2 separate regions of the Homo sapiens genome follow, and region 2 is linked to region 1. The links are chromatin loops, found by intact Hi-C in ENCODE. Cell type or tissue: chondrocyte. All regions are shown on one strand. Each heading gives the region's core, and the rest is flanking DNA. Links, peaks and the distances in the headings are about the cores only. Region 1 has its middle 22 kb from the start of CSNK1A1L. Region 2 overlaps LOC124903159 (a long non-coding RNA gene).

What was found. Hi-C counts contacts between places; a loop is a spot of excess contacts. Peaks named below come from ENCODE experiments on the same cell type or tissue, not always from the same donor. Only the 100,000 strongest peaks of a DNase experiment are listed, where the experiment ranks them.
Region 2: it touches region 1 in a loop (2.3-fold over the local background); 2 of 110 quality-filtered maps call a loop at or near these places.

What each region holds. Positions count from the first base shown.
Region 1 is chr13:37,124,720-37,130,111 of GRCh38, forward strand. No RefSeq gene overlaps it. Among named protein-coding and RNA genes, the nearest start is that of CSNK1A1L, 22 kb to the left of the region's middle. In chondrocyte, for the core only: no CTCF peak of the experiment used is centred there; no DNase peak of the experiment used is centred there.
Region 2 is chr13:37,444,400-37,449,791 of GRCh38, forward strand. The region is part of intron 2 of LOC124903159 (a long non-coding RNA gene); the gene reads left to right. Among named protein-coding and RNA genes, the nearest start is that of LINC01048, 38 kb to the right of the region's middle. In chondrocyte, for the core only: no CTCF peak of the experiment used is centred there; a DNase peak (open chromatin) is centred at 2,290.

The DNA of each region.
Region 1 (5,392 bases), core at 173-5,172:
TGTACTAAAAATACAAAGATTAGCTAGGCGTGGTGGCATGTGCCTATATTCCCAGCTACTTGGGAGGCTGAGGTGGGAGAATCACCTGAGCCTGGGAAATCGAGGCTGCAGTGAGGCATGATCATGCCACTGCACTCCAGCCTGGGTGATGGTAAAATGACAACTGAGAAAAAAAAAATGTTACCCATTTCAGGGAAAAAGGACTAATAAATCTAATAATAAAAAGAAGAAAGTGATGAAAAACCTAGTAGAAAATGGGCAAAAGATGTGAGAAGTTTACAGAAAAACATTGCAAAATATCTTTAAAATATATTAAAAGATGCATTGCTCATAATAAGATAAATGTATACTAATATTATACTGAGATGCCATTTTCAATTATCAGATTGGTGAAATTCCAAAAGTTTACAATATTTTGTTGGCGAGGCATGGGGAATACAAAATGGCAAACAGCTATGGAGGGGAACTTGATATTACTTAGCAAAACTACATATGTATTTCTGTCTTTCAATCAGTAATCCCACTTTGATGAATTTATCCTCAGGATATACTAATAAAAATATGACATGTCAGGGTAGTGGGAAAGAGTGGAGTCAACTCAAATGGCCTTCAGTAGGGTGCTGGTAGAATAAATCATGATACATACATAGTAGATCAGTAACTATGCTAAAATTACGCTCTATAACAAACCACCCCAGAAACCTTTGCAGAAGGTAGGTTTTTAAGGAATTATAGCAGAAACACACACACACAGGATAGTACATATCTTTCATTTTACACAAATAATAGACTATACACACTTCTTTGTGCCTTGCTGTTATTTCACTTAACAATATATATTAAAGATAATTTTATATCTGTGTATAAAAAGCTTCCCTATTTTTTGTTGTGGCTATATGTTATTTCATGGTATGAATACACCATTATTTATTAAACCAATCTCTTATTGAAAGATGTTTAAGTTGCTTTCAATTCTTTATTATTAAGAAGTGCTAGTCTGGGCACGGTGGCCCCTGCCTGTAATTCAGCATTTTGGGAGGCCGAGATGGGTGGATCACCTGAGGTCAAGGAGTTTGAGACCAGCCTGACCAACATGGTGAAGCCCCGTCTCTACTAAAAATACAAAAATTAGCCAGGCGTGGTGGTGTGCCCTGTAATCCCAGCTACTTGGGAGGCTGAGGCAGGAAAATCACTTGAACCCAGGAGGCGGAGGTTGCAGTGAGCCAAGATTGCGCCATTGCACTTCAGTCTGGGTGACAAGAGTGAAACTCCACCTCAAAAAAAAAAAAAAAAGAGGTGCTGCAATGCATTACTATGTATGTATATATACATACACACATATAATTTTGCACAGACATGAATATATTTTGGCTACCTCCTCAGAAATAGAAATTTTCAGCACATTCGAAGTTCCCCTTTCATCCAGCACTTCAGTGTTGACTCTGTTTCTTGTTTAGATTTCATATATAGTGATACATTCTTTGAAGAATACCTCGCAGGCTCTTGTTTTTAGAGACAGAATAAAGTTGCAGTAGAGACTGAGAGCAATATGTTTCCTTTTCTGTTTACAAAATTACCTGTGACCAACAAATGGGAAAAGCCATGGTCTTTAAAAGAAAAAATATGCAATTCCATTTCCACTATTTATTCTTGTTAGTTCACTGACTGAAACTGAAATGTGGTTTATTACAATGGATGAAAATTTGGAAAGAAACAATTAATTTGCATAATCAAGCAATCTGCATTATATTGCATAAAAGACAATAACAAAGTGAATTATGTACAAGGCTAGACTTCATGCTTTGACAAACAAAATGTAGCAGAATAGTTTCTTTAAGTGGAACTTCTGGACAAAATTTCCATATGAGATATAGGTAGCATGGATGAAATAGAGATGTTAAGACATTTTAGTTTTTTTGTTTTTTGTTTCGATCTTTCTGAAGGATGACTTACCATAGTTTGAGGGGGATGTAGGGAACTAATACATTAAAAAATAGATGTTGGCTATTATTATGATGAAAGGAAAGTGGTTTACTGTATGGAAAATATCATGAAAGTTTACGCAGATTTGGGAAAGAGAGTGATCGAGGCTCAGAGGTTGCCCTGAACAACACATGAAGAAAGGAAGGCAAGAGTAATGTGAGAACATCAACTCTAAAAACTGAAGTGTAGTCTGACGGCCATGAATTCTCATAAGTCCCTAGTCGTGTGAACTTTCCCTTATTTTCCTCAATAAATGTGTATTTGTATATATGTTTGTGTATGTTTGCTTTTTTCGTTCCCTCAGACAACTGAGAAATACTTTGTACTTCGCTATCCAGTATTTATATGTCTTACAGCACCTTTTCTCCTTGTATGTTAGTTTTTTCTTCAGTATCCTTAATTTTAAAGCTGTACTTCTCTTTTCTACTCAGTTGTCTTTCCTATCATTTAAAGCCATGAGATTGTTTGCTTTTCCTTCTCAGTGCATCCATCCCCCATACAAAGACTCTTTTATTTTCTTATTTATGGAAGTTTCTTGCCGTCACATTTTGGCATTCTTCCAGACAATAAGCAGTTATGTAGCATTGGCAAAAGTCCTGCATCTAGTTCTAAAGAGATGTAGCCCCACTGTGTATCTCAAATTTCCTCTTGACCTGACCTTTCTCTTTGCCCTGGCTTAACTTATCTGAGTTTGCTGGTGGTGCCAAGTTCCTTCTGCTTGTGAGCTGAATTAATGAAAAGGCATCAACATCAACTTCCCTTCCTGTAATACACACACACACACACACACACACACACACACACACACACCATCATCATCATCATCATTATCATCATCATCATAATCATATCGTTGGGGAAAGTTTTCATGTTGACTTTTTTGGGGGAGACGGTTATGAAGGTAGCATGAGGAAGGTGAGGGTAATAATAGAAATTCAGTAGATCTTGCAGGACAAATTGCCTGATTCAAATGGTGAGCTACTCTCATTATATTCAGAGTAGGCGACATAATGTATTCACTTCTTTCCTTTTCATGGGCAAGTTGTACTTGTGTAAACAGAGGGAGAATAGTACACATCTGTTCTGTTTCCAGTCCTATGATTCAGACTATTTTAAGTTGCCAAGAACCAGGAAAGTCTGGAGCCATTGTTTGCTGACATAGTCAATGGAGTTCAGTCGGGAAATAGGAGCAGCCAAATGTTCCCCAAAACGGAGGTGGTGTGGCTTCCACCAGCCCACCAATGTCAGCCAGCCTTACTTAAAACTTACTCAACTGCACAAAATTGCAGATGAAGTGAATAACCTAAGCTCATTTCTCTCATCATTACAATCTCCAAAACACTAAGTTTCTTTTAGCAACTCAGCACTGTATTAATTTCCTGCCAGGCAGAATACTTCTCTAGCCTTCTGTGGAGGTCTTTTTTTATTAGTCACCCATGGATTCCTTTTCCCATAGTGCTGCCTGGAATATTACCAACCTATGGTGAATTTAATTTTAACCATCATGTTACATTCTTTGCTTCCTCCTTTCCTTCCTTTTATTCAATACGTATTGAAGGTCTATTTGCTAAACACCATGGGAGGTACCAAGGATACAGTAGTGAAAATACAACACCAGGACGCTAGAGTCTAGGAGAGAAGAAATACTTTTAAAATGAGTGAATTATTACCATAATATGTCCTACAGAGGGGAAGTACAATATAATATAAGTATGTATACCAGGATGAACTAACCCACCTGTGGAAGTGACATTTAAAAGGAGACTTGGAGAGTGAGTAGAAATTACTGAGACAAAGGGTTTGAACGTAAGGGCAGAGCTCACGGGATCTTTGTCAGGCAGAGGGAATGGAATGTGCAAAGGTCCTAAGACCTAAAGGAACTAGGTGAATTTAAGAAATCTCCCAAAGGTGAATGAGGCCTGGACTCAGAGTGCATGGAGTGTCTGAGATGTTATGTTGAGGCCAGATGAACCAGAACCAGGACCTTGTAGTCAGGTTAACAGTTTAAAGTTTATCCTATTATAATAGGGTGAGTTTTAGGGTTTATCATGTTGCAGTAGGTTGCCTGTGAGATGAAATTAAAGAAAACAGACACAAGGCACACAGAGTTATTTATTTATTTATTTATTACAGGGTCTCACTCTGTCACCCAGACTGGGGTGCAGAGGCACAATCATGCTCACTGTAGCTTCGACCTCCTGGGCTCAAGTGATCCTCCTGCCTCAGCCCACTGAGTAGCTGGGACAATGGCTACTCTTGGGCTCAAGCCATCCTCCCACTGCGGCCTCCCAAAGTGCTGGGATTATAGGCGTGAGCCACTGTACCTGGCACAGACATTTAAAAGAGATAAACTGTTATTCTAATCTTGTCAGCAATTTTATTTGTAAAGTGAAACCATTACTTTATCTTCTTTGTTTCGGGAAGGTCTGTTTTTGTGTCTCAACAAGACAAATTGGAACCCACTCATCTAGGGTAAGTGTAACGGGAAACAATTTTGGTGGAGAATCACCTCATTCTTGCTCTCTGTAGAGGGCTATGCGGTGTCTCCTCAATAGCCACAGACCTGTGAAACTTAAAGACTAGAGAATGAGTTATCCCACTTTTGTAGGAGCTATGGGATCTTCTGGGAGGTAAAGAATTATAATCCCCCAAGGAGTTCAAAATTATTATTCTTTTTCTGATAGATGAGGGTAGATGAGGCCATCTCGTAGGAAAAAATGAAGTGCTTTCTTCCCCCTTCCTCTCCAAAGAGGCTATCAGTGATGTACAGTTAGGGTCTGGTTGTGAGAAAATGGAAGGCATTGTATGCATTCTGCATGTGGAGGGTTTCGATACAGGAAAACAGAGGCTTCATAACTGCTGGAAGAACTTCAGGAACAAAGGGCAAGAAAGCTGCACTGATGGATGTTTTCCTGCAGCTTTCCTTTTCTTCTGCCTTCTAGATCTCACGCAAATGCTTCTCATTAGCTGACCTGGAACCACAGAAGGAACTGGAGTCTGGAAATGTATTTCCTGGTTACTCTTATGTAATGCATGGGAGACCTCTGAAAAGGATGGCAGTGATGTCAAATTGACAATAGGACAATTCAGCACAGGTGATGACCCTGGTTTAACAGCAAAGCCTTGGCTGTTGTGAGGGGAAGAGGGTTCCCAGCGTAACAGACTGCTGTTCTGACAGTGTGGATATATCTTGAGGCATCTTGGCATTTGTCAGGTTGCTCCAGAAAAATGGAACGAATTAGATATGTAGATGCAGATATATTTATATACACACATGCAGATTTACTTAAGGAACTGGCTCATGTGATTATAGAGGGTTGGCAAGTCCAAAATCGGCAGGCGGAGTTGGCAGGCTGGAGACCCAGGGAAAAGCTGATGTTGCAGTTCAAGTCCGAGAGCTGTGTGCTGG
Region 2 (5,392 bases), core at 73-5,072, 320 kb after region 1:
TGAGGGTTGCCTCTGTGAATAGATTAGATTACCGTTCATGTCCCTCTCAACTCTGAAATTTCATAAGTCTATGGCTAGACACTTAACCCATAAGTCCCTCAAAAAATATTTCAATTGTTTCCTTCTTTCTGTTCTTAGCTTTGGTTTATGCATTAGTAAATAATTAAGATATAAGAATTGTTATAATTTGTTGAGCTGTATGTAATAAAGGACCAAAATAACAGTGGTTTAAATAGATAGACACTTTTTTTCTCATGTAAAGTTAGGATCTAGAATGTTCGGGGCACAACAGTTGCCTGGGACTCAGGCTACTTTGAGATGTCCACAATGCCACCCTTAAGGAGCAATTTTTATTCACCTAATCTACATTTTACCTCCATTCATCACATTCATGATCTAAGCAGGGTAGAAGAAAGGGAGAAAAAGTGGCTAGCACTTTCCCTTAAGGTGTATCTTATAAGTCATTTACATCTTCTCTCCTAACACTCCATTGATCAGAATTTTCCACAGGGTTACAGCTAGTGGCAAATGAGGCTGGTAAGGTTGTCTTCCCTCCCACCCTCCAAATATCCATGTGCTTGGCTTAAATTGGATTTCTATTATTGTTAAAAGAAAGAGTGCTTATTAAAACATGCTTATATGCTTGGGCACAACATCCATCCATCTATCTATCTATCTATCTATCTATCAGTTTTACACACACACACACAGAGACACATACACATATACACAAACAAATTGGTTTTCCAGAAAATCTCATTATTTTTCCCTCTACCACAGTGCAAGGCAGGTTTATTTTCCATATGTCATTTAAAATTTGATTCAATAGAAATTAATTACATGCCTATTTTGAATCAAAACTTAATCTAGTGTTTAAGTATGTTGGCTTTTGTCTTAGATGAGTACAGTGTTGTCAGTTGCCACCTGTGTGATATGAACAAGTTAATCTCCATAAGTTTTCATTTTCTCACCTGAAAATATATGTAATAATATATAACTTGCAGATGTGTTGTTATATTTAAATAATAAAAATTTATATAAAACTCTTAACAGTGTTAGGCACATACAAATAATCAGTAAACCAAGTTTTTAAAAATTTCTTCTTAATTCTTAGGTACTGTGAGAATAAAACATGACTACTTCCATTCCTTTCATTAAATTACTTTATAAGGCATTATGTCATCTGCACTGTAGAGAAGAAAAGAATGAAAGTAAGAAGCAGTCAAGAACTTTTTTAGGCAGGGCACAGTGGCTCATACCTGTAATCCCAGCACTTTGGGAGACCGAGGCGGGTGGATCACCTGAGGTTAAGAGTTCGTGACCAGCCTAGCCAACATGGTGAAACCCCCGTCTGTACTAAAAATACAAATTTAGCCGGGCGTGGTGGTGCATACCTGTAATCCCAGCTACTTGGGAGGCTGAAGCAGGAGAATTGCTAGAACCAACCTGCGAGGCTGAGGTTGCCATGAGCCGAGAGCACGCCATTGCACTCCAGCCTGGGCAAGAAGAGCGAAACTCTGTCTCAAAAAAAAAAAAACTTTTGTAATTCTTACCTAATTATACGACCTGGAGCAAGTCCCTTCTCTTGAGTCTGAGGTTTTTCATCTGAAAAATGGCAACAGTTATAATACATGTTAGAACTTCATGAGTAGCAAATGTCATTATGTTTCTGACATACTTTGAAAACTCTAATACACTTAAGGTGAGCAACGATAAAATAGCTGCTGTTAACTAGTGTTAATTCACACCAAAATTGTGCTGAGATCTTTACGTGTATTATCTCATTTAACCTCTTTAATCATCCTGTAACATATATATTATGAAATCTATTTATCATGAGCAAAAAAAGGACTTAGAGTTCCAAGATCACACCAGTTTGTGGCCAAGAATTCAAACCCAGATATGTTTATGTCCAAAATCAATACTGTAAAATATATTTTATGGTGCTACTAGTAATGAAGTGGTTCAGTGCATGGGAAAAATGTGCTAAGGACAGTGGATACTTTAATTTTGCCAGATCGTAGGGAATGTAGAACTGTGGAAGTCAGGACTGGAGGACAGGCTGGAGACACCATTTGGAAAGTTCTGAATGTAACGGCGAGGATTCAATTTAAATGAGGAAGATATGAGGAACTATGGAAGATTCTTATGAACATTCAAGCTGTGACTTAGAAGGGTTGAAATAGATGAATTAAATACGGGTGGGGAAAAAAAGCAGAGAGATGACTAAGAAGCTGTTTCAGCATTCTGCTATGGACCAGAACTAGGGCGCCGGTCATGGGAATGCTGCACAGTGAGTCTGTGTCTAGGAATGTTCTAGTGCTCACATGCCACTTATTAAGGATGTGTTCAGGAGGAACTTGTTGATGTGCCACTTTAACACTTTAAGGCAACCCTCCCATATCAGCAGCAGGGCACCAAAGGCATACTCCCATCAGTATTCTGGGTTTGCATGAGTTCCTTCTGAGCCAGACTTTTGCCACATTATCCCTACTTGTGACTTATCTCTTATTTCCTCTTGCTTGCTTCAAACCCATCTCTGATTTTGGCACCTTTAGTTTTCTTGGCTTTTGACCTCTGTTTTGCAAAATGTAGGTTTTGTTATTATTATGCAGGTGACCAGATTAGGAGATGGTTGCCATTGAAAAGGTAGTTTGTTACTCACAGTTCCAGGAGGAAGGGGTACACCATGCCACACCTGGCCACCCTGGGGAAGCGCTGGCATCAGGAGGCAGAGGGAGTGAGGGGAAAATGTGGACAAAAGTCTTTATTATGGTTTCCACAGGAAGTGACTGGCAAGGAAGGGCAAACAGGTTTGGTATTGATGAGTTCGAGTAATTTCAGCACGCTATGGGATCTAGGGGCTGTCCCTAGTTGTCTGGTATCTGGGTCTGGGGTGAGTAGGGCAGGCGGGTAGTGGTCCTCAGTGTAAAGGACTAATAAAGAAGGTGGTTGAGATGTGGGCTCTGGATTGGTTACTTGGTATATGAAAGGTGCACTCATAAGCTAGTCTTTTACTATCTCTAAGAATTAACTAGGGTCAGTCTTTCCAGAGTCTGCAAGTCTCCAAGATGTCAAAGCATCAAATATAAAGAAACTAGAAAATGTGGTTATTATATTTTGACCCACTGTTTTTATTCCTAGCTTATAATCAATAGTTTTCTTCTTGACTCATCAAAATCAGACCTACTTACAGATATTTTCTGAGCTTTCTTACTTAGCCAAAGGCATTCATTCTCGTGCATGAGGAGGTGGGGCAAGGCCGTTCCCATAAACAAAGTCCCACATGATGGTAATGGCTACATACCTAGGTCTAAAGTGGTCCAGACAGTGAGAAAAAGAACTTACATGTTTCAGAATGCTGTGACATGACCTGTATGATATGTGGCACTGATCAGTAGTTACCATCAGTGTATGCTGCATTAGAAATCAGGAGAATTGAGCCTACTATCTATGTTGACACTAACTATCTATGTGACTTTAAATCATTTTGCTTCATTGGTTTTCAGTTTTGTCTTTTGTAAAGAAAGAATTGGATTAGGTACTTCTGCAGCTCTTCTAGCTTCAGTATTCTATGATGCTAGCCCATGAAATACATATGCTGCAGTACTTAAATGGATTTCTTTTCATTTCTAACTTGATATGCCAACTAGACAGTCTCTTTTAGCTTTTAGCTGAAAATGTTCTATTATATCCCTCATTCTTCCCTTCAAAAAGAGTACAATGTTAGGGAATTTATTACACTTAACATAACATGTGTTTATGGTTCAGTATGAGAACCCACTATTTTTTCCTCTGCTAAGGTTGGATAAAAAACAGCAGCCTAATCAGTGATTATGAACTCTGAGCTCAGCTTTCCATTTACAAACAGTGAGGCTGAAAGCTATAAACATTCTTACTTCTGCCTGGGAAGAGTTGAATGTTCCAGCAAATGTACATTACACTGGAAAATCCAGGATTAGTTTTCAATGTCTCTGTAACATGTTGTTTCCACAATTACTCCCCACGTTAGCAGAATGTCCTCAAGTTTTTGGAGGGTGCTTTGCCTGGAGCTTGGCAGGACTCATACTGCATCCTCAGAGCTGGATGCTTTCAAATAAAGCTCTCCTGGAAGTAAAAACTTGTTTTGTCCTCATCCACCCTCCCTTGTTTGTTTAGCTTCCTTTGGTGGGAATGAAGTGGGTGAAACAGTCTGTTAACTCGTAAAAGCCTAAGGCATTTGCATTTAAGAAAACAATACATATATTAGTATGTTGGATAAGGAGAGGCAGGGCTGCTTATTTATGCTAGATGAGTAGCAATCTTCAAATTCATATCATAATTTTAATTTATAATTTTTGTCCAAAATGGGACAAAAAAAAAAAAAACGGCAAGGGAGCAGAATGGTGGTGATGGGGAGAAGTAGAAAAAGGGGAAAAAAAGGACCCATTTGAATTCTCAAGAAATAATTATTTGGTAGTGTTTTATTAATTTGAATTATAGGAAAGCTCAATGATATCACTCTTACATGTAGATAGGTTGTAGGGCATCTTTAAGGTCAAGTGTTCAGAAAAGCGAGTTAACAGACTTTTAATGGTGGGCATTTCTTTAGCAGCAGATGTGACCCCATGTTTCTCAATGACCCCAAGGCAAGAGTGATGGGCCCCCATATTTCTCAATGCCCCCAAGGCAAGAGTGATGGGCCCCCATGTTTCTCAATGCCCCCAAGGCAAGAGTGATGGGCCCCCATGTTTCTCAATGCCCCCAAGGCAAGAGTGATGGGCCCCCATGTTTCTCAATGCCCCCAAGGCAAGAGTGATGGGCCCCCATGTTTCTCAATGCCCCCAAGGCAAGAGTGATGGGCCCCCATGTTTCTCAATGCCCCCAAGGCAAGAGTGATGGGCCAGGGGCTAGAGGAAGCTCCAGAAGAAACACAGCCATTGCCCATCTTCCTGGAACATCAGTTCTTCATGGAGAATTATGTTTATATTGAGATAAACATTATGAAAATTTTAAAGTGTCTATATTTAAAACAGAACATAAAATTGAATCAAATTTCCACTGATGACAGGCCGTTTGGAGTTATACTGCATCACCCCCTGAGAGTAAGTATTTATTTTTCTCTGTAGGTAGAAAAATTTAAGAGTCACTGATCTAGACCATCCCCCTTGACTTTAGAGTTTAGGAAATTGTGCCACAGAGATATTAAATTGCCATGGCAACCCAAATCTGTAAACTCTGGTGCTGTTTATTCATACAGGCTGTACCTTCACGGTCCTAGGACGATGGGAACAGCTCCAAACCTTACAATGTCCCATTTTCACATCAAACATGGAAAGCAAAATCTATTTTCCACAAATAACAGGTTTATAAGAGTTTACTGCATCTCATTAGGTCTAATTGGGTCATGTCC